2 separate regions of the Homo sapiens genome follow, and region 2 is linked to region 1. A link is an interaction called in ENCODE POLR2A ChIA-PET data of the cell type or tissue named here. Cell type or tissue: A673. All regions are shown on one strand.

Region 1 (2,500 bases):
GCTCCATTTATCTGCTCCTAGTGATGCCAGTGACCCTGGTTAGTGTGCTGCCACCCACAGAGTGACACTGTGGAGTCCATAGCCCTGCTAGTGAGGAGCTCTCAGAAAAAAGAGCCTGGAGGCCTTGAGTTTTTTAATATGAAAGTAGAATAAATACTGATTTGCATTGTCAAATGTTTAAGCAGTTAATGTACTTTTCTAAATACCACCAAAAGTGAAAGCAAAAATTAAACTAGGATGCCGTGAATAATAATAATAGCTAATATTTCTAGGACACTTAACATCTGCCAGACTCTGCTGAGCACTTGTCTTACCTCAGCTTGCCTTTTTTTTTTTTAAGAGACAGGATCTCTCCCTCTGTTGCTCAGGCTGGAGTGTTGTTGTATTTTTATTTATTTATTTATGTATTTTAAAGAGACAGGATCCAGGCCGGGCGCAGTGGCTCACGCCTGTAATCCCAGCACTTTGGGAGGCCAAGGCGGGTGGATCATGAGCTCAGGAGTTCGAGACCAGCCTGACCAATATGGTGAAACCCCGTCTCTACTAAAAATACAAAAAATTAGCTGGGCATGAGGGTGTGTGCCTATAATCCCAGCTACTTGGGAGGCTGAGGCAGGAGAATCGCTTGAACCTGGGAGGCAGAGGTTGTAGTGAGCCAAGATCGTGCCACTGCACTCCAGCCTGGGCTACAGAGCGAGACTCTGTCTCAAAAAAAAAAAAAAAAAAGGAGGAGGGGGAAGAAACAGAGAAGCAGCAGCCCTTTGGAAGATTATAAAGTAGTTCTAAGTAGTTCTGTGGAATACGTTAGCCCTGAGGAAAGAAAAGGAGATCAGAGGAGTTTGTCATGCATGCTAATCTGGTGTGAGCTCCAGGTTACCTTGTAACAAACAAGGCAGTAGTAGTAAAATTGTCAGTGAAATGACAGTGTAAAATAACATAAAAAGCAAATTTATAAGGTTTTCCACTTTTTTCTTTTAACCTTCCCTCCAGATTATTGTGGATGATGATGACAGTAAGATATGGTCGCTCTATGACGCGGGCCCCCGAAGTATCAGGTGTCCTCTCATATTCCTGCCCCCTGTCAGTGGAACTGCAGATGTCTTTTTCCGGCAGATTTTGGCTCTGACTGGATGGGGTTACCGGGTTATCGCTGTAAGTATTACTGATTAAAATTCAGACCCACGTTTTGTGTGTTTTTTTTTTTTTATGCTTCTGTCTCTCATCAGCTATAGTAATGGGCACAGTTTGTTTGTTTGTTTGTTTGTTTGTTTGTTTGTTGAGATGGATTCTCACTCTGTCGCCCGGGCTGGAGTGCAGTGGCGTGATCTCTGCTCACTGCAACCTCCGTCTCCCGGGTTCAAGCGATTCTCCTGCCTCAGCCTCCCGAGTAGCTGGGATTACAGGCGCCCGCCACTACGCCCAGCTAATTTTTTGTATTTTTAGTAGAGACGGGGTTTCGCCGTGTTGGCCAGGCTGGTCTCGAACTCCTGACCTCATGATTCATCCACCTCAGCCTCGCAAAGTGCTGAGATTACAGCCACGAGCCACTGCGCCCAGCCAGGCAGTTTTTTTAATTGAGGAAAGATACTGTTTGCTTATTTTAATATGTGAGATGAAGCCTTTTGAAGGAGGCTGGTGTGAGTCCACGGTCACACAGAGATTCAGAGGGAACAAACCTCTTTTGGCAGCCTCTCCATGCCCAGCATTTACGTGCATTCTCTCCTGACGCCCTTCTCTCAACTCAGAGCGGTAGGAAGCGTTGTCCTTCTTTACAGATGAAGAAACTGAGGTCCGGCTCACACAGCCAGTAGTGGTGGAGGGAGGAACTGAGCTCCGTCTCCTGGCTCTGTTTCTGCTCCTCATTTTATCACAGCACTGCTTCCAGGGTTGCTGAGCATGGAATATTAGACAACAAAGGGATTTGCTAACATACAAGTGACTTGAAAAGCTGGCTTTTCATGTAAATCTTTGATATTTGAGGTGAGATTCATTAATTAGCTCATATGTTAGCATTTGGTTAGGAAGTTTTTTTGTTCCTGATTGTTACTTTATAGCTGAGTTTGGTCTAAATCCAGTTTCCCACTGATCATTCTTGAGTCTTCTCTGGGAGAAAGGTGTGTGGGAAAGGCACTCTTCCTGGTGACTGATTTTTTTTTTTTTTTTTTTTTTTGCATGCTTCCACATTGGTCAGGACATTGGTCTCCTAATTTTCCAGGAAGGAGAGAGTCTCTTTAGCTGGCAGTCGCCTGCAGTATTCACTTGTAAGTGGTACTCCCAGTGGGAGTACTGCTGTTAGTGTACGTTTTATTTACTGTTTAAAGGGATGAAAAGGCAGGTCACGTCTCTCCTTTTGGAAGGTAACTGAAAATTCTACTGAGGTTACCACCAACTGAGGCCACACAAAGGAAATCAGTTCCTCTTCCTCCTGAGAGCCCGTCTCTTACTTGAGAAAACAGTTATCATCACTACCTGCTGCTTTTCTCCTGGGTCTTTTCTTCTC
Region 2 (2,500 bases), 72 kb after region 1:
TAAACCTCCCAAGTAGCTGGGACTACAGGTGTGTGCCACCACACGCGGCTGATTTTTGTATTTTTAGTAGAGACGGGGGTTTCACCATGTTGGCCAGGCTGGCCTCGAACTCCTGACCTCAGGTGATCTACCCACCTAGGTCTCCCAAAGTGCTTGGCCACCACGCCTAGCCAAAGATATTATTCCTGAAAACAGTTTAAATGTTTTTTGTAAAGCTTTTGTCACATGTACATCCCACTAGGGGCATAGTGTCACGTTACTGTTTTAGTCACTTGGAATAGTTCTTTATGTGGTTATGCCACCAACTCAACATGCATGGTTTATTTATTTTGTTTTGCTTTTGTTTTTTGATATTTTTAAATGTTAATTTTGCTTTACAATTATGTAAAGTATTTACATGTTTCAAAGTTAAGTCTCTGAAGGTTGTCATAGTCAGCTGTGGTGATGGATGAAGAGGGCACCACTGGCTTCCAGCCTGCTGTCACTCTCCTTCACTCCACATCCAGCTTTTCTTCCCAGCTGCTGAGCCTGCTGACCAACAGTGGCCCCAGGCCATCGCGGACTTGGCTGCAGACCCAGGGCATTAGTACCACCCATAGACCTCCCCAGGAGCTTTCCCTTGTGGTTCCATTTTAGCAGCTGGACATACTTGGTTTCTCAGATGACTGACTAAGGACTCCTCTGATCCCCAACTCCCCTTCTGGTCCTTCCGCAACTGTGTAAGGCAAATTACTATCACAGATCCCTAATCCCAGGGGTCTCCAACCCCCAGGCTTCAGACTAGTACTGGTCTATGGCCTGTTAGGAACTGGGCCACACAGCAGGAGGTGAGCAGCAGGAGAGCGAGCATTACCACCTGAGCTCCGCATCCTGAAAGATCAGTGGTGGCATTAGATTCTCATAGAAGGGTGAACCCTATTGTGAACTGTGCATGTGAGGAATCTAGGTTGCACACTTCTTTTTTTTTTTTTTGAGATGGAGTTTTGCTCTTGTTGCCCAGGCTGGAGTGCAATGGCTCACTGCAATCTCTGCCTCCCGGGTTCAAGCAATTCTCCTGCCTCAGCCTCCCATGTAGCTGGGATTATAGGTTTGCGCCACCATGCCCGGCTAATTTTGTATTTTTTTAGTAGAGATGGGGTTTCACCATGTTGGTAAGGCTGGTCTCAAACTCCTGACCTCAAGTGATCCACCTGCCTCGGCCTCCCAAAGTACTGGGATTACAGGCGTGAGCCACCATGCCCAACCTAGGTTGCACACTTCTTATGAGAATCTAACTAATGCCTGATCATCCGAAGGGGAACAATTTTATCCCAAAACCATCCCCCCACCACCCAAGTCCTGTAAAAAATTGTCTGCCACAAAACTGGACCCTAGTGCCAAAAGGTTGGGGACCAGTACCCTAAACCCATAACCTCAACATGATTCTGCTTCCTTCACTGCATCCTGACTGACAAAATAACATTTGTGTTGTTGATGCTTACCCTTATATTGTTTAATTTAATCATATATTCTCCCTTTACTGCAGTAGCATACTATATATCATCTTCTTACTTTGCCCTGCCCCTTAAAATTCACCCATTTAAGTGTATAATTCAATGGTTTTTAGTACAGTATCGTTCAGAGTTGTATAACTATCACCACTAAATATTTTCATCACCCCAGAAAAGAAAGCCCATATGCTTTAGCTATCACCCCCCCTTGCAGTTTACCCTCCCCAACCCTCCACACACAGCCCTAGGCAACTACAAATCTACTTTCTTTCTCCATAGATTTGCCCGTTCTGAACATTCTTCTGGCTTTATTCTGGGAACAATCTACTACAGAGATCTCTCCGCAGTAGTCTGTTGAGATCTTCCTGCATCCTTTGTACAGCCTCAGAGTCCTCCATTGGGTGGCTTATTCAACCACTCCCTGTTGATGGACATTGGCCCTGTTTCCAGACTTTTGTTATTACAATAGAGTTACAATGACCAACCTTATGCATGCATCAGTTGGTATTTTTACCAGTGCATCTATGGGATCTATTCTTATAAATGGGATTGCTTGGTCAAAGGGTAAATGCACATATAACTTTGCTAGCTATTGCCAAATTCTCCTCCATAAGGTCCAGAAATATTTTGCATTTCCATTACCAATGTATGAGGGTGCCTGTTTCCAAGGAGAACATTCTGTAAAACTTGGATTTTTCCCAATCTGATAAGTAAGAAATAGTAATTCATTATAATCTTAGTTTGCATTTCTATCATTACAAGAAAAGTTGGTTATCTGTTTCTATGTTTAAGAGCCGTTTTCTTTTCTTTTTTTTCCTGAGAACAATCTGTTCTTATCCCACTCATTTTTTAAATGATTGTTGGCCTTTTGCTTAAGAGAAATTTTAAAACAGCTTTTTATTTCTTGTCTTATTAATGTTTGTTCATTACTAAAGAAATTTTAAAATACAAAGAAGGGGCTGGGAGCGGTGGCTCACGTCTGTAATCCCAGCACTTTGGGAGGCCGAGGT

What was found. Peaks named below come from ENCODE experiments on the same cell type or tissue, not always from the same donor. Only the 100,000 strongest peaks of a DNase experiment are listed, where the experiment ranks them.
Region 2: POLR2A ChIA-PET joins it to region 1 with 10 read pairs; 14 of 35 experiments call an interaction of 5 or more read pairs at or near these places.

The regions. Positions count from the first base shown.
Region 1 is chr15:64,979,516-64,982,015 of GRCh38, reverse strand. SPG21 (SPG21 abhydrolase domain containing, maspardin) reads left to right here. Exons shown (of 9, transcript NM_016630.7): 3 at 991-1,152. Among named protein-coding and RNA genes, the nearest start is that of SPG21, 9.1 kb to the left of the region's middle. In A673, no CTCF peak of the experiment used is centred here; no DNase peak of the experiment used is centred here; H3K27ac peaks cover 396 bases.
Region 2 is chr15:64,907,837-64,910,336 of GRCh38, reverse strand. No RefSeq gene overlaps it. Among named protein-coding and RNA genes, the nearest start is that of ANKDD1A, 2.8 kb to the left of the region's middle. In A673, no CTCF peak of the experiment used is centred here; no DNase peak of the experiment used is centred here.